Regions from separate parts of the Mus musculus genome. Here region 1 is linked to region 2. Evidence: chromatin loops called from intact Hi-C (ENCODE). Cell type or tissue: heart. All regions are shown on one strand. Links, peaks and the distances in the headings refer to the core of each region. The heading gives the core; the rest is flanking DNA. Region 1 holds the start of Vmp1 (vacuole membrane protein 1). Region 2 holds the start of Cltc (clathrin, heavy polypeptide (Hc)).

Evidence for each region. A loop is a pair of places that touch in the nucleus more often than their neighbours do. Peaks named below come from ENCODE experiments on the same cell type or tissue, not always from the same donor. Only the 100,000 strongest peaks of a DNase experiment are listed, where the experiment ranks them.
Region 1: a loop joins it to region 2, with 3 times the contacts of the local background. A loop is called at or near these places in 7 of 42 quality-filtered maps.

What each region holds. Positions count from the first base shown.
Region 1 is chr11:86,675,345-86,690,360 of GRCm38, reverse strand. Vmp1 (vacuole membrane protein 1) reads left to right here and starts at 6,525. Exons shown (of 12, transcript NM_029478.6): 1 at 6,525-6,621. It overlaps Ptrh2 (peptidyl-tRNA hydrolase 2), which reads right to left and starts at 6,287. Exons shown (of 2, transcript NM_001098810.3): 1 at 6,238-6,287; 2 at 1-802. The coding sequence starts at 802. The coding sequence ends at 257. In heart, for the core only: no CTCF peak of the experiment used is centred there; a DNase peak (open chromatin) is centred at 6,440; H3K4me3 peaks cover 2,881 bases; H3K27ac peaks cover 2,086 bases.
Region 2 is chr11:86,751,378-86,766,393 of GRCm38, reverse strand. It overlaps Cltc (clathrin, heavy polypeptide (Hc)), which reads left to right and starts at 8,827. Exons shown (of 32, transcript NM_001003908.2): 1 at 8,827-9,146. The coding sequence starts at 9,105. It overlaps Gm42085 (a long non-coding RNA gene), which reads right to left and starts at 8,681. Exons shown (of 3, transcript XR_880101.3): 1 at 8,518-8,681; 2 at 1,845-1,916. In heart, for the core only: a CTCF peak has its summit at 8,430 (motif pointing right); DNase peaks (open chromatin) are centred at 8,523, 8,823 and 10,073; H3K4me3 peaks cover 3,984 bases; H3K27ac peaks cover 3,793 bases.

The DNA of each region.
Region 1 (15,016 bases), core at 2,279-10,278, 75 kb after region 2:
TGGATCTGGATGCTTGTAAACTGAGATCCAGATACTAGAAACTGAACCAGCATCCTTTGCAAGAGGAACAAGTGCCCTTAATCACTGAGGAATCTCTCTACCCCTTCAATAGTATTTTAAGCTCAAGATATTAATGGTCTAGTACATGATAGAGGAACATGGGAACAGACTTTAAAGTGGGACAAGAATTAAGCATTTATTGTTACTGACAGGCTCCATAGTCTTCGGACAGAATCTCCATCAAGCAAAAGCTTATCTAGTAAAGTTTTAGGTGGCCAGTAACTTCATCAATTAGTTCTACTGGTCCTGGCCCAATTCCCAGGACAGTTCGAGAACCTGGTTCAATCTGAGTACGTCCAGCATCTTGGATTAAACTTACAGTCAGTCCCAAGGTTTTTGCATGGGTGAGTAATTGAATGAGGGTGTCTTCATCTGGAGCTTTGACCACCACTTTGGGCTGGCCACAGTACTCCCACTCTTTGAGCACTTGAGGGCTTCTCCTTTGAGTCTGCTTGTAGGCAGACACGGCAGCATGAGAACACTGGGCAGCAACCTTCCCTTTCCCCATTTTAAGGTCAGTTCGAACCACAAGAATCATTTTGTATTCCCCACTCTCTCCCAAGATGCTTGCTTCAGTTCCAGTCTCTGTGTCTCTATTTGCCTCACTTGTTGAGTTCTGGGGGAACATCCCAAGGTGGCTCCGGAGGCCCCAGCCCAGGCACATGCCACAAGCAACTCCAGCAGCCAAGCTGAGTGTACCAGGATGAACCAAATACTCCATAGTCAAGAACTTGGAGAGCATCTTAAGAGAAAAGAAAAAAGGTATTATCTAGAACTGAAGTTTCACACTATTCAGATAAGTTACCCACAAGCAGCAAGCAGTATTTTAGAACCAAACTAAGTCATGCAGGATTTTATGCATGGACCCTGTTTCCATCCATCCCCAAGTACTAGTTGATTCAAAGACCCACATGAAATAGTTTTGTTCATTTTCAACAGTCAGCAAAATTTGTTTAAAAACCCCACTATAGGGCTGGAGAGATGGCTCAGCAGTTAAGAGCCCTGAGTTCAAATCCCAACAACCACATGGTGGCTCACAACCATCTGTAATGGGATCTGATGACCTCTGCTGCTGTGTCTGAAGACAGCTACAGTGTATTCACATACATAAATAAATAAATCTTTAAACAACAACAAAACCAACCCACTATACTATTCAGTCTTAAATTGTGTGGAGTAAAGGAAATGATGGCTTGGACAACATGCCTAAAATATCCAAAGCAATAAGAAATAACATTCTGCTCCTTTCTGGAAAGCAGTTCAGATCTGTGTCTTCATAACACAGTGGTCCTCAATGGAGACAGTACAGTGTGGTTCTCATTATCACAGTAAACCTGTGGAAGGTACACTAGGCCACGAATCGATGCTGTAAGCAAAGTTGCAGCATTAGAAATTAAAATTAACATGGATAAGAAACTTATCCAAGGTCTTAACACAACTTCATGTTATATCTGAACAAAAGTATTTGAAGTAGGGCTCTTAAATTCAGGTTTTTGTTTTTTTTTTTTTTTTTTTCCTAGAAGTGTAACTATCCTGCAGGCATTTCTCTCCTTCCCTCCCTCTACAGGGCTCTACTCTACAGTGCCCTGCAATCCAGACAGGCCTTGAATTTACAGTCCTCTGGCCTCAATCTTCCAATGCTGGGATTACAAGAATGAGCAACAAGCCTGGCTTGGATTCCTGTTTGTCATCAGTTTCTTCCTGTAGTGTAGTGTAGTGTAGTGTAGTGTAGTGTCCAAGCATTTGTATGCATGAAGTGACCATTTTTACAGCGCTTAAGTGACACCCTGGGAACTAAGCATGCACAATCTAAGTGGAACTGATGAAAACTCATTTTTTTTTTTTTTTTTTTTTTTTAGTTTTTCGAGACAGGGTTTCTCTGTGTAACCCTGGCTGCCCTGGAACTCACTTTGTAGACCAGGCTGGCTTTGAACTCAGAAATCCACCTGCCTCTGCCTCCCAAGTGCTGGGATTAAAGGCGTGCACCACCACCGCCAGGCTGGAAACTCATATTTTATCAAAAATTTCCCTTTTATTACTCATAAAGACATGTTAATATATGGCAAATATAATAGATTATAAATTACCAAAGATTTTCACTTGAGAATAGCATAGCAGTACAAACTATTTCTTAAAAACATTTCATAGCTGGGTGGTGGCAGTGATACACACCATTAATCCCAGCAGTTGAGCAGATTCCTGAGTTCGAGGCCAGCCTGGTCTACAGAGTGAGTTCCAGGACAGCCAGGGCCACACTGAGAAACCCTGTCAGAAAAACAAAAACAAATAAACCAAAAAAATTCACATACCACGACATTCACACTATCAAATGTAGATTTTTTTAAAAATATTTTTTCAAGATAAGGTTTGTCTTTGTAGCCCTCGGTGTCCTGGAACTAGCTCTGCAGACCAGGCTGACATCAAATTCACAGAGATCCACCTGCCTCTGCCTCCTGTGTGCTGGGATCAAAGGTGTGCACCACTACTGCTTGGAGATATTCATACTTTTAAATTAGACTATTCTGATTTTTTTTGTTTTATTTTGCTTTGTTCTTTGTTTTATGAGATGGTTTCACTCTATAGCCCAAGCTGACCTCGTTTCTGTGTATGTCTCCTGCCTCATACTGCTGGCATGTTGTTGGGTTAATATATCCTTGTCTGTTTCCAGGCAACTAAAGTGCCAACAGTTGAGTCACGATGGGATCCCAGCAAGCTGAGGGGCTTCTGCCCAGCACAGGGAACTTCCCATGACAGAAGTAAATTCTGTAGAGGCAATGGGGGTTGATCCAGGACCTCACCCAGGCTAAACGAGTGTTCTACCACCAAGCTGTATGCCCAGACTTCTTTTTACCTTTTATTTTGAAACAAGGTCTCACTATGAACCAGTCATCTTTCTACCTCTCTTTCTCAAGTAGCTGGAATCACAAGCCTGGCACAAAGCTGCTGAAACAACTAAAACTTATTGACACACAAGTGTATTGGGTAGAGCATTAATCCTCCACTAGATTGTATTCCTATAGTACTTGAGTCAAGCAATGATAGCTTGAGTCCAGGGCTTTTTTCTTTATGATACAGGATTTCATTATGTAAACCAGGCTAACTTCATATTATAATTCCTTTGCCTGAGCCCCGGGCCTCCCTGGCATTGGAGCTACAGGCATGTCCCACCACAGCTGACTCTGCTTTGTTTGATTGTTTATTGTTAAGGTGGCTTTTGAAAGTGGGTCTAACATAGGCCAGCTTAGCTTTGAACTCCCCAGGAAGCCAAAGCTTACCAAACTGCTTATCTTCCTGCCTCCACTTCCCAGGCACTTGTGCTAGGAATCAAACCCTGCATTCATGCATGTCAGACAAATACTCTACCAAATCTTTAATTACAGTTCTTAGTCACTATACAGATAAATACCATAAAACTCATTTATAGATCAGGTAGGCACATGAACTATATAGTTCAAAACCAGGACAAAGTTTATAGTAGAAACTTTAGATGGTTCAGCTATCTATTTAAATCCAAGTGAATTAGTAATTACAAGTGTGTTAGAGTCTGTATATGTGCTTTGATTATTCATAGGGTTATATGATGTAAGTATTAGCTCCCAAAATGAGAGGTCATTTTATAATGCAAAGACACTGATCTGGATGTAGGATTATTTAAAGCATAAATATTTTCTCAGGGATACCAGCCACATGGTTGGTGTGCTGGAGTTCTAAAGACAGTAACAATGAAAAAAAGAAGCAACAAATGATGGTTGTCTGGATTAGACTTGGTTAGAAGCATAGACCTTCCAGAGTGCTGAAATAAATCCCAATGAGTAGATAAAAGCCTGACTTTCCTATTAGATTGGCTAGGAAAATCAGAGAGAAAGAGACACCGAAATGTGTATATAAAGAAAATGCACTTAGCCAGAATATATCTTTAGTGTTTGAAGCAGAAACTAAAAACTGATGCCTCTTATTTTCTTAAAGAAAAATGAAACATCAGATATGAAAATATAACAAAGGTTTGGAATAGCTATTAAGGTGAATAAAGAAGTCTAACAGAACTGTGATGGATTTAGGCCTGGGAAGCCATATTCTAAATGTACGACCGTACAGATTTCCCAAGAAGGATCCACTCCAAGTCTAGGAATAACAGGCCTCTCTGATGGATAAAAAAGGACACCAAGATAGAAAGGAACTGGCAAGGGAATGTTTGAAAGCTATGGTGAGTCTATGTGCGTGTGTGTGTGTGTGTGTGTGTGTGTGTGTGTGTGTGTGTGTGTGTATGTGTGTGTGTGTAGCATAGGTGCATACAATACAGATAAGAATGTGTGGAGGTCAGGACACTTCCTTGGAAATGTGTTCTCTTCTTTCACTATGTGGGCCCCAGGGATTAACTTGAGGTTGTAGGCTTGTCTTCACCTGGTGAGGAGGCAGCTCACTGACCCTCTTCTCTCCCTCTCTGCATGCTTGGGGTAGACTCTATAGTGGTTCTCAACCTTCCTAATGCTGTAACCTCTTATAGAATTCCTCATTTTATAGTGACCCCCAACTAGAAAATTATCTCATTTTACCTCATAACTATAATTTTGCTACATTGTATGCTAGGAAACATAATATAAATATCTGATACACAGAATATTTGATATATGACCCCATATGAAGGGGTCACAACCCACAGGTTGAGAACTACTGCTCTTGCGCCTCCTGCATGTTAGGCAAGGACTCTCTGAGCCTCATCCCTGCCTCTGTTTACACTGCACCTTGCTAAGGTTGCCTGGGCTGCTCTTGCCATGGTCCTTTTGCCTCAGCCTTCCCAGTAGCTGGGATTCTAGCTATGTATCCTGAAACCTAGCTCCCTTTTCATAATCTTTTCAAAGTAAACATTGTCTGCCCATTTTAATGAAGAAAGCATTCAAAATCCAAAACAAAAGATGGGGGAACAGAGAACCTAAGACCAAGAGAAGTTAAATACAACAAATGTTTGATAGCTGCCTGCCAGGTAGAATTAGGAGTCCTCACAATTTCTAGGTTGTAAAATAAGCAAATCAGATTTGGGGAAAGTTAACGTCTCTACATAGCGTCTATTACAGGATGGGTAATATACTATTCTATCCAAACTGCTAAAGAACCAGACAGGCTGTCATTGCTACCACAGTTCTTTCTTTTTGTGTTTCATTCTTGAGTTTTGTGCACCACTCCCTGCTGACTTTTAAAACTTTAAACCTTCCTCTGAGTTATTTAACTCAACTTCCACCCACTGCTCACCTGACCTTTCTCACAGTTTGCAGTCTCCTAAGCAAAACTACCTATTTGCCTGGAAATATGGATAATATTACACACACGTACATAGTTGGCCCTTCTGTCTGTCCCTATGCTGTCCAATGTGGTAGAGATTAGTGTCACAGAGCAACATATGGCTAAATATTCTTGATCTGCCTTTTCCTGGAAACGGCAACTATGCCTTTGTTTCCAAAGGCTATTACTGACCACCTTGCAACCATGTCTTACTTCAGAGGGTTGTTATGACCAACTTATGTTCACTTTCCGCTGCTATTAACACTGTTTATATGCCAAATCCCCCATTTGGAAACCAATACTCCTGAACTATAAAAATCCTTATTTTCCCCATGTCCAGTGCTGATCTCTTGAACACTGCCTTTTGGGAGAAATAGTCCGTGTAAACGAATAATAATAATAAAAAGTTTGCTTTAATTAATCTGGCCATGATTTGGGTCAGTGGTCTTCCACTTCGAATCCATGAGATTAACAATAGCTTCAGAGTAGAGCGCTTTGCTCACCATGCACAACGTGCATGCACCGCAATACCAATAAATAAAAATACTTTTGAATCCATCTTTAGAATTCTTTTCCTTTTCCAAGCTGGGCTCAACAATTCGAAGACGGATATTTAAAATGTATAGTGTGAGGCCTGTTCTCCATTTTTTTCACGCTAGGGTAGCGTATCAATGCCACCTCTAAGAGGAGGTGTTGCCAGCGACTAAAATTCTGGGTTCTATCTTGGCTTCTTCCAAAGGTTTGCAGAGTAGGCAAGGCAGGCAGCAGCCACGGGGCGGAAGACAATTTATGAAGTAGCTAGGGGGAGGCCGACCGTGGGGTAAGATGATAAGATGCTTTTCAGTAGAGCCATTAAGAACTACACTCCTCTGCACCGTCCTAGAAGGAGTCGAGACTTACCTGGAGCTCGTCTCGCTCACCTCGCAGGTCTCCAAGCCAGAACAAGGAACACGCTTCGCGCGCGCCACCTACTCCTTCCGGGTTTCCTGAAAAACTAGTTCCGGATCAGAAACTACGAAGCGCAGTCATCCTTCTTCTTGTCACACCCACAGAGCCCGAACCGAGAAAGCCGAACCGAAATCCCGCGAGGAACCTCCCGGTGGCCGAAAGGAGGGGGTGGGGGTGGGGGAACGTTTCTCTTTTGGAGGCGGGCTCCTTAAAGGAGCCGGACCGGAAGTGACGCGAGCGAGTTCCGGTTGGCTGGAGCCCAGCGGCGGGTGTGAGAGTCGGTGTTGTGAGCCGCTTCCAGGATCCTGCGATCCGGAGAAGCCGGGGTCTGAGCGGGTAGGTGAGCGAAAGCGGGGAGTCCGGAGCCCAAGCCGAGCTTTCCCACAGCTCGGCCGCTTCCGCAGCTCCCGCACTTGGGTGATGCAGACGCAGAACACGCTGGTTTCCACTTGAGATGGCTCAGGTCACTGCTGACTGGCTGTGTCAGCTGGCGGTGGCCAGGTTATGTGGGACACCTCTCCGCGCTTGGTTACCGGGACATTGAACCCAGACACTCGCGACAGTTCGTTCCAGACCTGGAAGCCGGCTTTGGCTTTCTCAGAGAACCTCACTCCCGAGCTGTCCAGAGCCTTGGGTTAAATGAAGAGGGTCTTCGCTGCTGCTGATTCTCAGGACCTTTCAATGGGTTTTTCTCCTCCCGGGCCACTAGCGCAGTATGCTAAGTATATCTCCGAGAAACGAAGGTATTCGGGTGTACCGACAGTGCAGAGTAGTCAAAGGAAGGGGTCATTACCTCTCAGAGTTATTGCTGTGGACCCACTCAGCTTTTCCTAGGACTGTCATTTAAAAAAAAAAAAAAAAAAAAAAAAAAGAGGGCTCTCCGCTTTTTCCAAAACCTTGATCCCCAACATTTTTATTTCCCCGCAGTGGAAGTACTTGCAGCAAGATAGGGACTTAAAGGTCTTTACGATTCCAAACAGTGTATGGGCTTAGCGGGTTAGGCAGCTATGGGTTGCTTATGACCTCCAGTTGATTTTATGTAAACATCTTTTGCTTTTCTACTCCAGCAAAGAATCCAGGAATGCATAGATCGGCTGTGTATGTGTCTATTGGCAATGTCATTCCTTACCTTTCAGTTCTTTCTTGACGCTTGTGAGAGGTTTCGTAGACAGATTGATCATTTAGAGAACCTTTTCCAGTGTTTCTCTTGGCCTAATGAAGAATTTAATTCCAACTGTTTTAGTTCATTTTTTGAGATGGGGTTTCTCTGTGTAGCCCCGGCTGTTCTGGAACTTGCTCTGTAGACCAGGTCCACCTGCCTCTGCCTCCCGAGTGCTGGGTCCGGCTATATTCCAGCTGTTATTGTCTGAGAATTGTGTTGTCCTTGGGTCTGATTTTAGGGAAGAAGCTTATTTACTACGCTGTATTTTTGTATTGGAGGTGATGTTTTTGTTGACCTTTGGGAGAAAGATGCTGGCGTACCAGACACATGATCAGTTGGAGTAGATGCAAAGTGATTCTGAAGTGGGAATCTCTTCTGCTTAACTTATTTGCCTAGGTTATCTAAAACACAGATGCATTTTAAGGGGTTTATCCTTGGATACATTTAACAATACAATTAAATCCCTGAGGCACGCATTCCAGAAGAAAATAGCCACATATCTGAACTAAGCTGGCAAATGGTTTGGTGCTGTTTCCCAATTTACCTACAGCTAGTTTAAATCTGTTTGTTTCCTATTGTTTTTAGTTTTGAGTTCTTGAACTGTTTTACACTTGTCAGTTTTGTTTTGTTTTGGGTTTGTTTATTTGTTTGTTTGTTTTGTTTTTTTGAGGCAGGGTTTCTCTGTAGCCCTGGCTGTTCTGGAAGACAGCCTGCTCTGTAGACCAGGCTGGCCTTGAACCCAGCTAAATCCTTTCTTATCTGCTGTTTGGTGTGTTATCCCTGGTTTGTTTGCTTGCTTGCTTTTTGTAGTTGTTTTTTTACTTTTCCAACAATTTTTTTCTTCTTTCTTTTTTCTGTTTGTTTGTTTGTTTGTTTGTTTGTTGTTGTTTTGAGACAGGGTTACTCTGTGTAGCCCCTGGTGTCCAGGAACTCACTCTGTAGACCAGGCTGGCCTCAAACTAGAAATCCGCCTGTCTCTGCTCCCAAGTGCTGGGATTAAAGGCATGCGCCACCATGCCCGGCTTCCAACAATTTCTTAATGTTGGCTCAAATCACTACTTTTTAGGACTTCTAAGGTCATTACAACTCATTTTATTTTTGAGTCAGGGTCTTATTATATAGCTCTGAGTAGCCTCAAAGTCACAAGAGATCCACCTGCCTCTGCCTCTTGAGAACTGAGATTAAAGGCCACTGTACTCGGAAAGATAATTTATTTTTAAATCAGATGACCTGGATTAAAGTCTGAGCTCCAGCACTTACTGAGTGATGATTGGCAAGTTACCCGGCATTCAGAGCTGCTCTAGATTGTGTTGATAAAAGGACTCACTTTATTTCATATGACTGTCATTGTGTCTAGTGAGATGGTATTTGTGAAATCACTTTTTGTTTAGAGAGCTAGAAATACGTAACTGTAGAATATGTTACTTTGAAGTATTGCAAAACTTGCTGATTTATATCATGTTTTTTATTAACCTGAATATATTATTACCCATATTTATAGTGATAGTTTTTGCCCTACTTTTGAACACAAGAAAGCCAGCCAAGAGTGGCCTGAAATTAGTCATCTTAGTTAATAAGTGACTAGAAGATGAGCATAGCTATGCATTTAAGAGTTTAAGTCTGACTTTTCTCAGCAATGTATTATCAGTTGAAAATTCCCAAGTACAGAAGACGTTTTTGTTCTGGCAGAACACCAATGAACATAAATTAAAAATTAGTCAAGTATAATTAACTAATCATTAGAAGTTGTCTACTTTTGCTTACATTTAGTAAGAATCATTATTTACTGAAACCAACATTTTTGAATTGTAGTTACGTCTTGTGAATCCATGGTAGCACCTTCTAGTTTAATAGAGGGGAACCTTAGGACCCAGAAACAATCAGTAATTGGCTGGCCTGAGGACTTCTAAAGTAGGCAGAGCCAGAGCCTGACCTAGGCTGAGTTCCTAAGTGTTCTTTCCATTCTTATGAAGTTGTCCTCAGGCATCCTGATAAGCTTTAGCAATAGCCTAGTTTATGTAATACTGTTTGCTTTGTATGAAAGAGGGTTGTGTGTTGTATGTTTGTGCTACCCTCCCTTCTTTAGTCTTGTAAATTGTAGAGACACTAACTTCTTAGTGAGAGTCACAGGAAAAGAAAGCCATGGTGTTTGGAAGACTGGGATAGGAGCGTATTGCGCTCAAAGCCAGTCTGGATGTACTGGATAGTAAGACCCTGTCAGAGGAAAAGATTAAAAGTCTTCAGTAGGATGTAGTAAGGAAAGAAAATTACTTATATTTTCCAGAATATTCTCAGTCCACAATCACATTCTATCAGGTATTGTGAAATGTCACTTAGTAGTAGTGACAGAGTTCCTGTAACATATCTCTTATTGAGTGTTACTGATATATAGGAGAAACCTGTATTCATTTTTTCCCTCTTGAGATAAAGAACTTTTTGAACGACTGTAAATCTGATATTCTATTTTATTAATTTTTCATCTTCAGGGTCATTTCTGTAACTGCCATTCTAGGTAAAAATCCATTATAGAAGAAGGAGTGATGTGTTTTCAACCTTTACTTCCACTAACTTCACAGAACCCATTTAGTTTCTCCTCTGCTGGGTATTACAGTGCAAGCTCTGCTCGAGGCTCCTAAGTGCTATGGATGGAAGTGAACTCTAGACTAGCAAACCTGAGAAACCAGAAGCGGTGAAGCAATCATAACTTCACTGTGTAGTTCTGATAGCTAATAATCTGCTTTCACATAGACATGGGGGATTTTCTAGAGTGAAGTTGTTAGGAGATACTGCTCAGAATTGAACTGTTGTGTCAACTGTTGTGAGCGCAACTGCTGGCTGTACCCCAACACCTAGACTGCTCTCTCCTTCTCCTAGCTGGCCCGGAACTCCTGATATAGAGCAGGCTGGCCTGAAAGGTACAGAAATCTACCTGCCTCCAGAGTGCTGCGTTGAAAGGGGTGAATTGTCACTCCTTGCTTAAATAAACTTAGAGTGTGTTTTCTCTAGAAACTCTTAATTTGTTTAGGAAGGTGACTTTGAATAGAGTTTGCTGAACTGAAGTTATGTAATATATAAATCCTTAAATAAAGCTCATTTTAAAGTATGCTCTATGAGGAGCTGGAGAGATTGCTAAGCGCTGGCTGTTCTTCCAGAGGACCAGAGTTTAATTTCCAGCACCCACACGGCAGCTCACAATTGTCTGTAACTCCAGTCCCAGGGGATCTGCCACTCTCATACAGACATACAAGCAGGCAAACATCAATGCCCATAAATTAAGAGTAAGTCATTTAAAAATATGCTCCTTGAATATTTGAGCAGGAGATGCTTTTCTGTGCCATCTAAAAGGTGATATTTGAAGTTTAGGCATATTTAAGTTAAGCAATGACAATCCCTTGAGTAATTTTATTCCAGTGTATCTCCCTGTAATTACTGCAGATGTTGGTGTCTCCTGACTCTGGTGTAGATTGTTGTGGCATTCTCTCTCCTTTGTGGATTCTTTCAGGGTAGCTATAATCTTCATAGCTTATCTGGAAGAACCAAACTAATAACGAAAGGAATGGGAGTTGAAGGTCAGGCATAGTGGTGCTCACCTTTAATCCCAGCACTTAGGAGGCAGGGGCAGGTTTATCTCTGCGTTCCAGGACAGCCAGGGCTACACAGAGAAACCCTGTCTAGCGGGGAGGGGAGGAAGGAGACTGGGACTTGAAACTTTGGTTCAAATTCCATGTCAATTACCATGCCACCTGAGTTGGCTACTTAACTTCTTGTTATCTTGGTTTCCTCCTAGGCTGTGAAGTCAGTGCCCTTTCTTTGTGTTAAGGGTCAGTGAGTAGATTCAAGGCAAGCATTTAGAGCAGCGCCTGGCATCTGGCCGGCCCGGAGTGTGGTTGCCATTATTTTATGGACCACTGAGCTGTTGCTGAGAACTCTTTCCCAGCCTTTTGGAAGGCATGTCATTATGTTATAGCTTATTTCTTGCCATTTAATCATTACAAATGCAGTTTCAATAAGTAAATACCTCCATGTTCATTTTTTTGTGACTATTTTACAGCATGTGTGGTTCTTTTTTTTATTATTTATTTATCGTTTTTTTGAGACAGGGTTTCTCTGTATAGCCCTGGATGTCCTGGAACTCACTCTGTAGACCAGGCTAGCCTTGGACTCAGAAATTTGCCTGCCTCTGCCTCCCATGTACTGAGATTAAACACATGCGCCACTACCCGGCTTTTTTGGGGGGGCGTTGGTTTTTGTTTGTTTGTTTGTTTTTTAGGGGTTTGTTTTGGTTTTGGTTTTTTTTTTTTTTTTTTTTTTTTTTTTGGATTTTTTCAAGACAGGATTTCTCTGTGTAGCCCTGGCTGTCCTGGAACTCACTTTGTAGACCAGGCTGGCCTTGAACTCAGAGATCCACCTGCCTCTGCTTCCCAAGTGCTGGGATTAAAGGCGTGTGCCACCAAAGCCCAGCTTATATGTGTGATTCTTTTTTTTCTTTTCTTTTTTTTTTTGTTTTTTGTTTTTTTTCGAGACAGGGTTTCTCTGTGTAGCTCTGGCTGTCCTGGAACTCACTTTGTAGACCAGGCTGGCCTTGAACTCAGAGATCCACCTGCCTCTGCTTCCCAAGTGCTGGGATTAAAGGCGTGTGCCACCAAAGCCCAGCTTATATGTGTGATTCTTTTTTTTTTTTTTTTCCTTTTTTTTTTTTTGGGTTTTTCGAGACAGGGTTTCTCTGTGTAGCTCTGGCTGTCCTGGAACTCACTTTGTAGACCAGGCTGGCCTTGAACTCAGAAATCCGACTGCCTCTGCCTCCGGAGTGCTAGGATTAAAGGCGAGAGCCACCACGCCCGGCTATGTGTGTGATTCTTACTGAAAAAAAAACCAAAAAAAAAAAAAACTTATTTTGTAGTTATTCCCTTGTCATTTTTTTATTATTGTTGATAGTCTTTTTGTTTGTTTGACTGGTTGGTTTTGTCTTTTGAGACAGGGTTTTTCCTTATTGCCCTGGCTGTCTTAGAACTTGCTCTGTAGACCAGGTTTGTCCTGCACTCATGGAGAGAGAAATGACGTCCACTGCAGCCGTGCAAGGATAGAGGTGAAGATGGCCTAAGCTAGAAGGGTGACCAAGTTGGAGAGAAGATGGCTCAGCAGCAACAATGAAGTTGCTTGTCTCACAGCCTGAGTTCAGTCCCTAGAGTTCACATGGTGGACAGAGAGAATTGACTGTCACATTGTCCTCTGACCTTCATATGCACTCTCTGCAAGGCCAATCCGCTGTCCCCACCCCACCAACCATAAATAAATGTTTAAAAAAGATCTAGAACACTGTGTAGATATACTTGAAAAGGAACTTGATTTTGAATAAGAGAAATGATTTTTTTTTTAAAGTCAAAAAAGACTAACTTCTGGGTTTAGTAACTGGTGGGTGATTATTCCAGGTAATAGGAGAAGGAAAGTTTGGGTAAGGCCATGTTTGTTTAATATAGGTTAGGTAGAAGCCAGATGTATTTGTGCATAGCCTTAATCCTAGAGGCAGAGAGGTAGGTGGGTCTATAAGTTCAAAACCAGCCTGATCTATAGAGTGAGTTCCAGGATAGCCAGAGCTAAACAGAGAATCCCTGTCTCCAAAAGTGTGTGTGTGTGTGTGTGTGTGTGTGTGTGTGTGTGTATGTATAGATAGGTAGATAGGCAGGAGAGATAGCCTGCTACTAAGCTTAAGGCTCTCAGGGACCCACATAATGGAGAGAGTATCAACTCCTGCCGGGTTGTCCTGACTCTCACATGCCCACTGTGACCTGGGTAGTACCCTCCCCTATAACACAAGTAAATAAATGTAATAAACCTTAGAACAAGGATGGAGGTGGGCATGAGTAGGAAAGGGTTTGAAATTTGAGGTGAAGGGTCATCCTAGTCATAAAATGATATACATAACTCTGGAGGTCAGAACAGAACTATAAATCAAGAAACTTTTAAATCACAGGACCAGATAAGTTAACAGGGGAGATAGGGAAAGGAGAGGCCCAACACCAGATAAGAAAAGGCTATGGCCTGGCATTTGCTGCCAAGCCTGGCAACTCAACACACATTCGGTAGGGAGAGAAGTAACTCTTGCAGGTTTCCCTCTGATCTCCCTCACACACTGTGGCACCTTCCAACTCAGCACTGGGGGAGTGGTGAGGGGGTCCTTGAGATAATTCAACAGGTGCTTGCTTCCAAACCTGCCACCTGAGTCCGATTCTCAAAACCCACATGTTGGAAGTAGAGAACAGACTCGTATTCTGATCTGTACACGTGGGCTGTGGCATACACTGAACAAATGAAAAGAAAAAGAAAAAGGAGAAAGAATGGTCAGCTGTGCAAAACTGATGTGGTGGTGGGGCAGGAGAGATGGCTCAGGAGGAAGAGCATTGGCTGCTTTCCAGAGGACTGGGATTTGGTTCCTAGCATCCACATGCTGGTTCACAACTGTTTCTAGCTCCAGTTCTAAAGGAACTGACCTTTGTTGGCACCAGGAACATAAATGGTGTACATACATACATACATGCATGCATGCAGGCATTCATACATATAAGAGTAAGTAAATCTAAAAAGAATAAAGTTACTGCTTAAAAAGCTGATACAGTGGCTATGTCTAGCAAGGATAGTGCTAGGAAAGTAAGGGACAGATGGAAGCAAGACATTGTGGTACTGTCATTCTTTGCATCCAAAAGCATTAATTCTAGGACCCCTCTCAGATACAAAATACATGCGTGCATAGAACCCCAGCACACAGGAGGGAGGATGAGCAGGCTAACTGTCAACAATTTGAGGCCAGTCTGACCTGTACAGCTAGCCTGTCTTTAATTCCCCAAGACTTAAGAAATTGAGTTAAGCCAGGCGTGGTGGCGCACGCCTTTAATCCCAGCACTTGGGAGGCAGAGGCAGGTAGATCTCTGAGTTCGAGGCCAGCCTGGTCTACAAAGTGAGTTCCAGGATAGCCAGGGCTATACAGAGAAACCCTGTCTCAAAAAACAAAACAACAACAACAAAAACCCAAAAAACAAACAAAACAAAACAAAAAAAAAGAAAAGAAAAAATAAAAAGAAATTGAGTTAAAAACATTTAAGGGATTTCCCATTCATTCCCCATCAAATGATGTATTTTCAGAAAACACATTCTTTATCTGGCATAGCCAAGTGACAGTTTGTGTTGTCTACTCCGTCTGGTGTCTGGCATTTTTTGATAGTGTGCATTGAGTCAGGGTCCACCTCTCTGACTTGCATTGCTTATCCAGGTTCTAAAGCTCAGCTTTGCAGGTGTTTCATCTTTAGAGCTTTGGGAATCTCGCTATTCTAGAAGCGGACTGTAACTAGATATGCATAAGCATTCTGCTCAAGGTTATACGCTTCTGAAAGCAGGAAGGTAACTGAAAGGTTGAATTCCTACTTTGACATCCTTGTATGGCTCCAATGAAAAACTGAGGTTCATTTAGAACCCGGCTTCAAAGGATGTTAATTTAATTATGAAACAATGTTCCCAAGAAAATGAGAATCAGTGGGTCTAGTATTCTTATTTTTCTTTTCTCTGGTTAACTTTTCT
Region 2 (15,016 bases), core at 3,610-11,609:
TCAAAAGCCTAAAATCACAGGTCATGGAAACCCGTGGAGTGGGAACTATAGAACATACTGATTTGTTAGGAATGTCATTACAGCTTTGACATAATTGTGAGAATATTAATAAAATCCTCTCAATCTCTATTAAGAGGATTATTATGGGAATGTGTGATCTAATTAAGGCATGAAGTTGAAGAGTTAAGATAGTGGTTTTAGGGGGGGTTTGCCCAGGAAAGAATGGAAACTTGCCTTCAAATTACTAAACAAAAGGAAACAATGTTATACATGACTAATCATTTCATTAAAAAGAATGAACCTTAATAATTAAATGCGATTTCTTTTTGCAAGAAAATATCTTAATGAGATTTCCAGTTTTTATCTTCATTTCCTGTGCATGTGTGTGCTACAGAGTGCATATGGAGAGCAGAAGGGCTCCTCGTGGGATTTAGCTCTCTCCTTGCAGTCTGTGGTTACCAGAAATTGGGGCTCAGATCATCAGCCTTAGGAGCAGGCACCATTATCCACTAAGCCATCTTGCTGGCCCGAACAAATTTAAAATGCAATCTTCAGTCTCTCAAAGATTTCCAAAATAATTCTTACTATTTGTTCACTGCTTTTACAAATTTAAAATACAATAGAAAATTTCCCTTGTGAAGTCATTTAAAGATCAAATAATGTGTCCAGATAAAAATACACCTGCGTTCCTAATGTAAGATGACTTGATTTTTCACTTAAAATGTATGAAATGGGATTGGTTAATCCAAACTATACCCTAACATCAGATTGATGTTTATGTTACATATAAACTGGGTTTTTGGTACTAAGGATTGAACCTCTGCATACTAGGCAAGCGTTCTACAACTATTAGCAGACATCACCAGCCCCTGGAAATGTAAATGATTGTTCTGTTAAGTCCAGGTGTGGTATTGGCATGCTAGCATAGTCTTCAAGTTAAGGGTAAAATAATCAATGAATATGATTCTGGCTTGAGAAGGTACATGAGTTTTAAGCTGGGTTATCAAGAAATAGGACTTAACTGAAACAAAAATTAGAGAAAAGGAACCAGAGTTAAACAATGGGAAAAGTTCTGAATATACTGAGAGGGGCTTTAAGAGAGGTGTTACAATTTCTAGCCTGAATCCTGAGTAAACACTCAGTATGTCAACTAATAGTGTGAGTGCCATTCATTTTCTTGAAGTCAGAGTCTCTCAGACTCAAGTTCATTATGTACTGAGGGTGACCTGGAATTCCTGATTCTGCCTGTACTCCTCAAATCCTATGATTACAGGCATATACTATCACACTGATTTTATGTGGTGCTGGATAGTGAAGCCAAGGCTTCATGTTTGCTAGGTAAGTACTTCTACCAGCAGAACTATATATCCCCAGCCTGAATGCCATTCTAACAGAGAAAGCCTTTTAAGTCTGCAGAGATTTTCCGTTGTAGTATGTAGTCCTTACAGTCCATCATTGTGTGCCAGTGTGTTCCTCCAATTAATTCCCCTTAAAGAAATAAATACATTTTTTAATCCTCCCTTAGTAATGAGGCTTATCTTACCATATCTGAGCTAGAGGCTGAACTAGATAGTAATTAGAATTATATAGAGACTGTTTATAAGAGCTGGGTTTTTGTCAGATTGGTTTTTATTTAAAGCGTCTCTATATTTGTGTAGGTAGTGGACCTTAGAACCTTTTATGGCTCTTGGTGTTAACAGGGCTGGCTCAGAAAAAGGAAAAAAAATTGTAATCATTAAGTATGAGGTAGGTTTCTATATTTGTTACTTTTCTGTAAAATCTCTTTGTGATAAAACAGCATGACTCAAGGCAATGTAAGGAAGACAGAGTTTACTTTGACTTACAGTTTCAGAGGCATAAAAGTGGCAGGCATGGCGGCAGCAGGGAGCCATGAGGTCACATCTTGAATGGCAAGCCTGAAGTAGAATGAACTAGAATCAGGGTTAAGTCATACTCTCAATGTCTGCCCAAGTGATGATCTACTTCTTCTAGAAAGAATATGCCTCCTAAGCGATCCCAGACAGCACCACCACCAAGGGACCACACACCCAAATGCATAAGCCTAGGAGTCACATAGCTCTCTTGACTGCTGAGCCATCTCTCCAGTCCCGGTTATGTATTTCTCATTCAAAGTATTACAGCTTAGATCTTGAATGCCATGAATTTTTAAAATCATTGTTATCACAGAATGAATAGAAGCTTTATAGTTGTATTAATGGACAATGTAAAAGTTAGTTACTTAGAACATGAGCAACCAGGAAAAGCCAATCATTGTGTATATAACATTTTCATGGTTTTTCCCCCCTTCCCCAAGACTGTATTGCCTTGGCTATACTGGAACTTGCTTGTAGATAAGGCTGGCTTCAAACTCAAAGAATTGCCAGCCTCTACCTCCTAAATGTTGGGATCAAAGAAGTGTGAGTTTTGACAGTATAACTTTTTTGTTTTATTTTAGATTATTTATGTATATAAGTGCACTGTTGCTGTCTTCAGACACAACCGATGAGGGCTTCAGATCCCATTACAGATGGTTGTGAGCCACCATATAGTTGCTGGGAATTGAACTCAGGACCTCTGGAAGAGCAGTTAGTACCCTTAACAGCTGAGCCATCTCTCTAGGCCTCAATTTTAATTAATTAATTAATTAATTAATTTGGGTTTTTGTTTGTTTTTGTCTTTGTTTTTTTCGAGACAGGATTTCTCTGTATAGCCCTGGTTGTCCTAGAACTCACTTTGTAGACCAGGCTAGCCTCGAACTCAGAAATCCATCTGCTTCTGCCTCCCAAGTGCTGGGATTAAAGGCGTGCAACACTGCCTGGTTTCAATTTTATTTTTAAAAAACCAGTTGTGGGAAGCCACATTAGCCATTACAAGGTAGCGCTGGCTACTGTTGGCCACCACGTATAAGTTTGGGTAAACAACCAATGTGTACATATGCAGTAAAGTTTTTGCCAAGTCACTGCCTGGCCTGGGCATGATGAGGTTCTATGAGGTTCTGAGAGTATAACCAATCGGATGAGAGACATGTAAATGAGGTATGATAATGAGGTTCTGTGAGGTACTGAGAGTATAACCAATCAGATATGAGACATGCAAATGAGGTAGAATGCATAATCAATCGGGGTGTGAGACGCACCTCTCCTAGGCCTATATAAGCAGCACCAGTATAAGGGCTCGGGGTCTTTTCGCCTCTGCAATCAAGCTCTCCCAATAAACGTGTGCAGAAGGATCCTGTTGTGGAGTCGTTCTTGCTGGCGAGTCAGGCGCTCACACCAGTCTTGCTGTGCATTTGTGGAATCTCGAAACTTGCTATTTAGACCAGGCTAGCTTCTTAATTCACATTAATTCTCCTGTCTCCATCTCCCAAGTGTGGGAATGTAGGTCAGTGGTAGAGCACTTGCCCAGTATGTGGTGCCTAGCCCTGCCCCCTCCCCAAGGTTTTTCTTGTGCTCTAGGTTTGGTACATACTAAAGTCACAATGTTTGTTAGGAGTATTATATAAAACTTCATTGTGGTGAACATATGATGTGTTAAGATTCAGAACTGCTTTCCTGTACCAATTTTCTGAACTTTAAAAAAATATCTTGCCAGGCAGTGGTGGTGCATACCTTTGGGAGGCAGAGACAGGTGGATTTCTGAGTTCAAGGCTAGCCTGGTCTACAGAGTGTGTTCCAGGACAGCCAGGACTACACAAAGAAACCCTGTTTGGAAAAAAAAAAATCTCTGTGTACGAAGAGAGGGTGTTGGATCCCTGAAGTTTCAGATGATTGTGAGCTGCCCAATGTGGGTGCTGGGAACTGAACTCTGATCCTCTCAGAGAATTCTTAGCCGGCAGCCCCCACCGGGCTTTTTTTTTTTAAGCCTTTAAAAAAAATTTAACATCTGTGTATTTGACATTACAGAAGCTGAAAAATATTTAAAGTCATAAACTAGGTTATAATTCCTTAAAACTTTATTACTGATTTAAATAAAACTTTACTAAGTTTCAGTCCTTAACTAGTCTGCCCTGAGGTAGTGAAAGCTTACTACAACTTGTTACTGAGAACTATTTGAGTGTGTCAAAACTGATTGTTAAAGGAATAGGTTTGTGGGTCATAGTTTGCTTTGACCTGAAGACAGTAATAACTCAAGAAAAAGACAGTTCTGCATATATAGAACTGGGGAATATAGAACTGGGGAGATTACTTAGAGACAAAATGCTTGGTATGTAAGCATGGAGACTGAGTTTGAGTCCCATTCAATAGTTTTAAAAGTTTTGTTCTTGCTTTTCTTTTTTTTAAATTGGCACACAGTGCCATATTTATAAGTATGTGCTTATAATCCTGTTCTTGGAGGCAGGAGTGACCAAAATGAGGCGAACAGCCCCTGAGAACCATCTGAGGTTGCCTTCTGGCCTCCATGTTCACAGATTTAAGACGTGGGCGGGAAAGCCACGTAACAAATCATTCCCACTACGTACTCTCATTGCCCTTTCAATAGAACCTCTCCAGCTTTTGTGACCTGTTACTGGGTGAGGAAAAAGATGACTGACATTTATTGATCATCAGATTCCACAATGAATCTACTATATATTTAAACCAATGTTCTAAGATGACTTTTTGGGGTGAGGTAGTTTTTGGTTTGATTTTTAAATTCATTTTATGTGAGCATACTGTAGCTGTCCTCAGACACATCAGAAGAGGGCATCGGATCCCTCTACAGATGCCTGTGAGCCACCTTGTAGTTACTAGGAATTGAACTCTGGACCTCTGGAAGAGCATGCAATTGTTTTAACTGCTGAGCCATCTCTCCAGCTTGGGGTGAGATATTTTAAGAGCAGAGGTCTTACTTGGTAATCCAGGCTGATCTGGAAACTACTATGTAGTCTAGACTGGCTTCAAACTCAAGGCTGATCTTCCTCTTGACTTAGCCTTCCTAGTGCTGGGATTAAAGGTATGACCCTCCATACTGCCTGAAATGACCTCCTAAGAGAACACCAAGCTATTCCCTCTGCCAGAGTCTGTTAGAAACTGGAGGGACCTGTTTAATGTGACCAGAGTCAAGGTCAGTTCCCACAAGATTAGTCTTAGCCTTTCATTTGGAATATACTTGGTGCTATTTTAGTGAATACTCACTGTACATCTTATTGCCATCCCTGATCCATTATAGAACTTGTCTATAGGGTATTCAAGAACAGCTTGACAGTGAAAGAAAGATATAAGCTCAGGTCCATTTCAGACTAAAGTAGAAAGGCCATATTGCTTTGCAAATGTTTTTTGTCCACTCTTTATCCTTGTTGAGGAACTTTGCCTATAGTCTGATCATACTGCACTGAAACACAGTGGGCACTATGTTGACCAATCCCTAAGACTCAAGGGAGATTCTCTTTCTTAGTGGCAAGCGCTATGGTTCTCTTTTATCTTGCATGAAAAGCTACAATTCTTATCAGTAGCTCTAAGGGGCTGAGGTATTTTAAAGGTGCTGTTTAAATGGTGAAACCAGAATCTTACCTGTATAATTCCAAAGTGTCTCTTATGGTTTCTAAAATCTGAATTATATTTGGTATGAAGCATTAGAGTTCTACTTTCCAATTAATCATTGTCTATCTGATGAATGTCTATGACTTTTACACTGCAATTAGTTCAAGCTGTTTTTAGAAGGCTTTGGGATTGCCTTAAGATGAACTACTATGGAGGAATCCTATAAAAAGGTTTGGCTTTGGGGTGGGGACAGTGAGGGAGAGACAGTTTCTCTGTAGTTTAGGCTGCCCTTGAATTCCCCACAACCTCACCCACAGAAGATGAGGCATAAGCCTCACTCAGGGAAGTTCAGAGACTACAGGTGTGAGTCATCATGTGTGGCTATCAAAGATTTTGTTTTGAGGCAGGATCTCATGTAGCTCAGTCTGTTCAATATAGGAAACCAGCCCTGAATTCCTGACTCTCTTCACTATTATCCTGGCTTCCCAAGTGCCAAGTGCTAGGATTACAGGCATGTACCAGCACACCCAGCAGAAAAGTGGTGGGTTTTGCTTTGTGTTCCAGGATGGTTACACATCTATAACCATTACAGAGTTCCTGGTATAAAATATAGAACTGGCGAACAATACAGTTTTCTTGTGTAGATTTTGAGAAACTACAATTCCTCAAAATAACATACAAAGCAATGTTTTTGTTATGGCGCTTACTATATAAGGGCCTGCTGTTGATAACTCTGTAAAAATAGCTTCAAATTCATACCTTGACCATTTAGTACATGACCTCTTTTACTAAAACAGGGCAAACTAAAAGCCAGGGTGATGACTCATCCTTTGCAGCAGTCTGTTTGGATAAAAAAGTTACTTACACAGGATAGCAGGATTTGTTTTAGAGCTTATCAGGTTATCTATTTTAAGGTAGTGCTTAAAACCACGCCTTTTAGGTATAGCTTAGAAAACTTAGTGCCTCAGTGTTTGGGATTTCTTTTTTCTTTTTGGTTTTACATGATAGGGTTTCTCTGTGTAGCCCTGACTGTCCTGGAACTCACTCTGTAGACCCGGCTGGCCTCAGAGATCCGCCTGCCTCTGCCTCCCGAATGCTGGGATTACTGTGTTTGGGATTTCTAAACCAGGAACTGTCCTTTCCCCTGTCTCTGTCCTGCTGGAAATTTAGCCAGCACAATCTCATTATAATCATCTTTTATTACAGCAAATTACTGATCTTTAAGAGGCATGCCAGTTTGGAGCTGTTCTAGTTTGGGGGAACAAGGTCCTGCTATGTGGAACTCTAGATCTTCCTGCCTCAGAACCCTCCAGTGTGAGGATCACAGGTGAGCACCACAGTGTCCCCAGCATTGGGTAGCATTATCATTTACACTATTTTTCTCTTGGAAAAAAAAAGGGGGGGGGGCATTAACTGTTTAAGGTGCCTTTGCTGAGTGAAATCTGCTTAGTCATTTTAGTTGCTTTTACTGTTTTTCTCCAATACTGCCTTTCATATTTAGGCTGAGAGGAGAATCTGGCAGGCAAGGCAGCAGTCCTATTAATAAGCAGAATGATTTGGGATATCACCATCTACTTTTCTTCTTTCTAAATGATTTCTGAAAACAACTCATTCTTGAAATTTCTATGTGTGATGACAAAGCAGTCTCAGCGCACTTTTTGGTTAGGTATTCCACACCAAGGAAGTAAAATCAACTGCTCTGGGGATTTGAAATGTCCTTTCATGCAGGGTCTGTATGAAAATACAAGGCCCTTGTCAATAAATTGAAATGTGGTGATCTGTTCATGGTGAAGCTCTTACATCCCAAATTCTGAGATTGAAAGTGCAATTCTATTAAGCTACTGACATTTCTGTAATAAAACAGTAACTCCCTTAGGATTTTAATTTAAAATTTGCCCACCTCTAGAAAAGGACAAAGTCTTATGAAAACAATCTTTTCAAACATTGCAGGACAGGGCACATTCAAGTGCTTAAGTGAAATTATGTAAACACAAAACATCCTAAATATGGTGGCAAGGCTCTTCTTCAAGGGTCTGTTGTCTGCCTTCTCACTTGCCTGGTTCTCCTCTCAGCCCAGATATGAAAGGCAGTATTTGGGGGGAATACTAAACGCAACTGAAATGACTAAGCAGATTTCTCTAAGCAAAACCGCTTACGCAAAATTATTGTACACCCAGTGGTTGTCTTATGTTCTTTAGGTTGAAAGGGGCATTGAAAGTAATTTCCTCAAGAACTTTCAGGGGGATTAAGACGAACTATGTGGAAATGAACTCTCTAAATCTTCCTTATATTGGTGCTATTGTGAGACATTACACCTTACACTTTAGCAAGAGCTCTGGGGCGGCTATTAATCGCTAATGAATGCTGCAGATAGCTTACTGCTGTAGGAAGGCAAGGTGCTCCGGTTTTGAAGGGCTTATTACATCGCCCACCCTGTAACTACAGGTAATGGTCCTACTACCATGTATGACTAACAGTCAATCCCTCAGCTCCAAGACAGCCCCTGAGGTTTCTTTCCCTAGCCATCCTTTGATCTACATCTTTTAAGCTTTTTCCTGTGGCCGAACCCTCCAGTTCTCGAAGGCCAAACTGATCTCTACACTAGGCTGATCTAAGTCCACCAAAATGTCCGCGGAAGCGCTCTCCAGGGGCCAGCAGGAGATTCTTCTCCCATGGCCTTCCCTGTCCTTTGAGATGGTTTATCTGAGGATCTCGAGGAGCCATCCGGCTCTCCTGGCGTCAGAAGGGCGTGCGTCAGGGCAAGGAAGCTTGCAGCTCAGTACGGTCCCCCTCCCTGAGGTGTCAGCAACCACCCACTGCGCGAAACCAGGCGGGGGAGGCGCGCCGCAGCCAGCCGCCCGAGGAGCTCTGCGGCGGGGCCGTTTCCCTTAGTCACCGCGGCACCCACGCCGCGGCCTTCTCCTCAGGCACTCGGTGTCCTCACGCCCAGGCCGCCACGCCGGCAGGGGGCTCAACCGCCACCTCCTCCCCAGGAGCAGCGGCCAGTATCTTGCCTCTCGCCCTCCACTCTGGCAGCCTTCAACCGACCCTTCCCTACCCGCATCACGTGCACCGGGAAGTGCGTGGGTGGGTCTTACAGCGCCTACGGAAATGACGTAGTTCGCCCCGAGTCGCATGATGTGGCAAAATGTTAAAAAAAAAAAAAAGTGGGAGGGGGGAGGGGAGAAGGGAGAAACCGGAGCCTGGGGAAAGTGATGAGTCTAGAAAAAGTAGTCCCTCGGTTCCTCTGTTTCCCCGCAGCCGCATCAGCGAAGAGCGCTCCGCGCACTGCGTCCCTGAATCCCTACGCCCGACCGCGGCGCGGCGTCTGTGGAAGGCTACATAAGGCGGACGGCGTGAGGAGACTGGGCGGAGTTCTGCCTCGGGATCCTTCCGCAGGGCTCAGCCGTTTCCGGAGTCTGCGCTGCTCCCGGTTCCGCCATTGCGGCTCTCCCGGCCCCTGGAGCCTCCGCCCCCGACCCAAGCTCTCTCGTCTGCCTGCCAGTTCCCTGCGTCCCCGGAGAGTATCCCTCTGAGCCCAGCCTCCCCTCCCCTTCCCCGTCTCCTCCTCTCCCTTGGAGAGCCCGGGCAGGCACTGCCCTGCAGCCCCAGTGACAGGAGGAGACCATACTCCCCGACAGCGCCATGGCCCAGATTCTGCCCATTCGCTTTCAGGAGCATCTCCAGGTACGTGTGAGTCGGGGCTGCTGAGGGACTTTTCGAGGGTCGTGGGAAGGAAGAAGCTAGCGGCCTGGCCCGAAAGGGATCGAGAGAAGGGGAGTGGGGGGTGTCGGTATTTGGCATAGGTGGAGGAAGGACAGTGTCTTAAAAGCTTAAAGGGTTAAATGATATGAGACTAGGATGGAAATGACGAATCGGAGTGCAAAGGGCGGCGAGGCCAGGCCTTACGTCTGACGACCTCTTATTCTGCTTCCTGGATTGCAAGAACTGCGCATACCAGACCCCCCTTCCCATTTTACTCAGTTCATTCATTTGGGTAGGGGCTAGGTGGGGGAGCTTCTCGCGCGTTTCTCCCAGAGCAAGATTTCTCGTTAACCCTGAGCGACGCGGGGCTGTCACCTTCCCTTGGTCTATTCCCATTTCTACATCGAGTCTGCACCCAGGAATTGTGTGGCGGGTGGGTTGGGGAGGAGCTGCATCCTCCCTCTGCAGCTCACCACTGAGAAAGGCACCTTGGGGTTAGGGTAGCAGTGGCTCGTGGCTTGCCTTCCCTGAATCTATAAGGAACCGAAGGTCACACTCACTGAAGGAACAGAAAGAAGATAGAGGGGCGGCAAGGGGCGGTGTCAGTCTCGGTGCCTGGGGTCAAGGTCCCAAGGGGAACGCGCATATTTTTCCTTTCTTGGTTTCTTCAGAGGGTTAGTGTAGCTCTTAGGCTCACTTTGATTCTTGCAGGTAGGGAGAGTTATTTAGAGGTTATTTATGGCCTTTTGGAATTTAGCAGGTAGTTGTGGGATTACGGCAGGAGTATGTCTCACAGGACTGCGTGGAATTCATCAGAGCCGGGTTTAAGTGCATACCTGCTCTGTGTCAGTACCTAACAAGTTGATCTGTAACTGGCTCCTTTTTAATAGTCTGGGGCGTCCCCCCTCCGCCCCCCACTGCACCTTATCCTGGAGTCAATACACCATTGTCTAACCTGGCAACCTGCCAGCAGTTGGCCTAGGCAGGTGACTGTTGGAGGGCTTCGCTGAATTACGCTTCTTCTGAACTGCTGATTTTCCTGGTTCACTTGTCCCGACTCTTTGACATCATAATTTATTCATATTAATTTACTTTCCCTCAAGTATCCCCATAAAGAAATCTGCTTTCAGCTGCATCTTCTGAAGGGCTAATTTCATGAGGGGGAGGTGCAGTGATCCAGTTCAAATATTGGTAACTTATTGAGTGCTTTATCATTGAAGGCAATCTGATTTACTTTTCTTCATTGATATACATAAAAGATGTTTGATAATAAAGAGGGTTAACTAAAATTTAGCACCAAGTAAAATAATTAAATATTTCTTTATAGACTTTACCGTGTTGCTAACATTAACGAATTATTTTACTTTAGGACTTCTTTGCCCATTAAATGACTTGAATACATTTTCTTCAGTCATCACTAGTTTTCAAATAATTCATCTGATTTTGGCAATAAGATCTCTATTTTGTAAAGGTCTGAAAAATGTCAAGTGACAATGCTGACAGAGAAGTTAATTTTTGTTCTCAATTCAAGCTTGAGTTTCCTCTGTTAAGAATATAAAGTGTTAGGAAAGCACTGTTCTGGATGTTAGTGGACAGTGGGCTCTTCAGGCTGAGTTAAGAGGGAGGCAGCCTGTGTACACTAACAACAGAAAAAAATCTAGCTTTAATTAATTGCTTGCTTTAATTAATTTGACCATGATTTGGGTTGCTGTTTTTTCTTCTCCCATCTTTGGGATTAACACTTGGCCACACTGAAGTTACCAGAAATAGCTTTCTGCAAATATGTGTATAAACCTTACACAAAAGAAGCAAAGACAACTGCTGATGACATGACCGTTGCTGGTGATTTGAGTAATAGTTTTTCATTTCTATTAAACTCAAGACCAGAATTGTTGAATGGTCTTACAGACTGGAATCCAAACTTGTCACTAATTAAAAACAGATTTAATGCAGGTGTGGCATGTGAGTAGCAATTTCTGCAAATATTTGAAACTGTTTTCCAAAATTTAAAGATTTTGAATATTTATAAAATAGCTTTACAGATACACTTGAAGATCTCGGATGCTTATTTTCTGGAGGACCTCATTACACTTTAGGCTTTGGCTGGTAGGATCCCACTCTAGTAGATAGAGTCAGGTGTGCCGAAAGGATAATGTATCTTCTGATCTCAGACTTTTATTCCCTCTCTTTTAACAAACAAACATACAGTGTAAGGATTATTCCAGTTGTCATCTTAAGTCTTTGATTGCCCAGCCTCTGCCATTCTGCTTAGAAAACAACTTTCTAAAGCATTTAGGAGAACTGGGAAGTAAGGAGTGTAGAGTTCACTTGTGAAAGTTAACAGCAAACTCTAAATTAATTTATTTTAAACTTTTTATGAGAATGTTGCAAATAAAAAATTGCTATTTATTTTCATATCCCTTTGTGCATTTGTTTAGATGAAGATCTGTCATCAAGGCTTGGAACTATATCACATAATTTTGATATTTTATGTGATGAAGGAATTTTTGTTGAGTTGCAGATTCTGAACAAATTCTAGGCTGCAGAACTCAGAAAGTTCAGTGCCAGCCAGCAAAACCCTGTCTCAAAGGACAAAACAACAAAACCCCACTGCCTGCAATTTTCAGTTCCTGGCATATTAAGCATTTTGCAATTGACACATTTTGTTGAGCATTTGGATACTTTTAATTTTCATTTACAAATCTTTCCACCCCGTTCTTCTCTCTTTGATCCATAAACACAGACATGCAATGTGTTGCTGAGTTGAATAGTAGGATTCTTAAGAAGGTTTTGGTTTCAAAGAGAAAGCAGTAATAGATGCTTAGGAAGACTAGAAGAGCATGCCACCTGGAAGTAGACTCTAATCTACCGTGGAAATAGTTTAAATGAAGACCGATTCCCTCCCCCCCCACCCCCCCCAGAATTTTCTTAAAGGTTAGTTTACTCAGCTTTAAGGAGTTTGGCCAATTTTAATGAAAATACTTGTGCCCTGTTTGGGATTATACTTTAAGGTATGCAAAACTATGGTTTTCACTTTAAAGTCTTGGGAACTTGGGTAGTGTGCTGTTGGGACAGTTGTTTCTGATAAGTGAGGGCTAGAGAGTGAGGAGGAGAGCAGTCCAACTTCTGTTGTGTGCTGTGTCCTCACTCAGCCCTTGGTCCTGTCTCACATTAACAGTGGAAGACTAAGGCTGGAGGCCGTACTCAGGGGCCATAGTCAGAATGGGGTTTGGATCGCCTCTTCTGTTTTTAAGACAGAGTCTTAACTATATCGCACTGTCTGGTCTGAAACTTACTATGTATAACAGGATGGCTTTGAACTGAGATCTGCTTGCCTCTGGCTCCAGCGTGCTGGAATTATTGCATATTCCATCACACCTGACCATAAATCATATTTTAAAGACAGTGTCTTGCTAATGTTGCCCAGAGTGGATTCAGATTCAAAATCCTCTTGCTTCTCAGCCTCTTGAGTGCCGGGGTTCTAGGCCTGCATCATCATGCCCTGCTGCAGTGATTGCCTTTAAGAGATGCTACAAGGGACCAGAGAGGTGCTCTGTGCTTAAGAGCGACTGTTAACTCTTCCTGAGCACCTGGGTTTGGTTCCCATCACATACAGACAACTCCTCATCTCCTGTAACTCCAGTTCCAGGGGCTCTTCAGTCCTCCAAGGATACCAGGCACACATGTAGCACACATAGGTATATGCAGGCAAAATTCTCATGTACATAAAATAAATAAATCTAATTAAAAAGAGAGAGAGAGAGAGAGCAAGAGGGTTGGAGAGATGGCTCACTGGTTAAGAATACTGACTGCTCTTCCAGAGGTCCTGGGTTCAGTTCTCAGCAAACACATAGTGGCTTACAATCTCTGTAATGGGATCCAATGCCCTCTGAAGACAGCTACAGTGTGCTCATAGACATAAAATAAATAATTCCTTTTTTTAAAAATAGAACAAGAAACTACACAGATTTCCTACTATTTTCTTTCCTGTTGGACTTTGGCCTAGAGAAGAGATTTTCCTCTTGTTTAAAGTATGATTAGTGATGTGATACAGTGAACAAAGGAAGTCTTGGGGCTGGCTCAGTGAGACAAGTTCTGACTATCAGAAACATGTGATGGTCATAAGTAACAGGGAAAATATAGGTGCAGTTCATGTTTTATTTAACACATTATACCCAAGATACTATTTTAGATATATTCAGTATAAAATTAGCTAGTTGAAATTCTATTCAAAATGGCCATTTTGTATTCAGACATCTTGATCTAGACCTTTTCTTCATGGGAAGTACTTGGTATGTATTTAAAGATTATATGCTTTATTGTAAGAAGACCAAATTTGCATGGCTGAATTATTTACTTACGCTTTTCTGTTTTGTTTTATCTTGGTTTAATTTCTATTTTTTGAGACAGGGTCTTAACTATGTAGCCCTAAATGCCCTGATATTCATGTAGACCAAGCTGGCCTCAAACTCAGCAGCCCACCTGTCTCTGCTTCTCTTGCATTGGGATCACATGTGTGCACCACCTTACCCAACCCTTCTGGAGTTTTCTAATAGTTGACTTGGTTACTGACTGTTGGTTATTTGACTTGGAGTAATGGAAAATGAGTCACAGTAACCATGTTTCATGGGCTCAGTGTGTGGTGCTGCATATGGCCATGTGTAGGAATAAGATAGTTGGGTTTTTTTTTTTTTTTGTTTTTTGTTTTTTTAGAAACAGTGTCTCATTGTATAGACTGTACTAATCTGGAATTTGTTAGTCTCCCTGCATCTAGAATGATTGCAGCCTGTGCCCCACTACATCCTACTGTCTTGTCCTCCCTACCCCTGGGTTTATCTGTATAGCCCTGGCTGTCTTGGAAATTGTACTGTAGATCAGGCTGGCCTTGAACTCACAAAGATCCACCTGCTTCTGCCTCCCACGTACTGGGATCGAGGGTTTGCTCCACCACTGCCTAGCTTGTTACTTATTTTTTTTAAGATGGGGTGTCTCTTAGCTGTAGTCAAGAAGGCTGGTCTCAAGCTCCTGATGCCCCTGTTTCCACATTCTTTAAGGTGGTAATGGTGAAGTGAACATGCTCACCGAGTATGTGAGAAATAAGTTCATAGTTGATAGTTCCTTTATACTAGAATGAGTTAATTTTATGTATATGCCTTGCCAAAACTACATGAAATCAGCTTATCTTGTAAGCCAGTGGCAATCATACTTATAGGTGTCTTCCATCAACCCATGAACTCTAGTTAATGCTATTAACTTGAAGATGGCCAAAAGCTTGGATTTTAATGTATTAATGCAAAGTACACCTGTCAAATGTGGGTTCTGAGTTTCTTTTGTGTTATGGGAAGTATTTTTTTTTCCTACTCTGAAAAACTGTCAAACTTAATTTGACAAAATCAAACTTTATTGACTATTACAGCCACTTGAATATTTAAAAACTTGTTAAACATTTTATTTTCATCCCTCTGGATAGTTCAAATTAGCCTCCTTTTATAGATGAGAAAGCTAATCACACAGATAGTGATTAGATTTTAATGTTTATATTTTCCGTTTGGCAAGGTACTTTCTTCAGTGAATAGTCTATATAGTTTTAAGTGCAAAATTTACTACATTTAGGTCAGTGAGATGGTTTAGATGGTAAAGACACTTTGCTGTGCAAACCCAAACACACTTAAACCCCTTGCACTGAATAAATGCACAGTTGTCCTTTGACCTCCACATATGTAGAATGGCATGCATGTATATGCACACACGCATTGTGTGCGCATACATTATAATAAATAACATTAAAAAATTTATCACTATTGTTTGTTCTATACTGAGGTGTTCTTTAATACATATATTTAGTTTTTTTT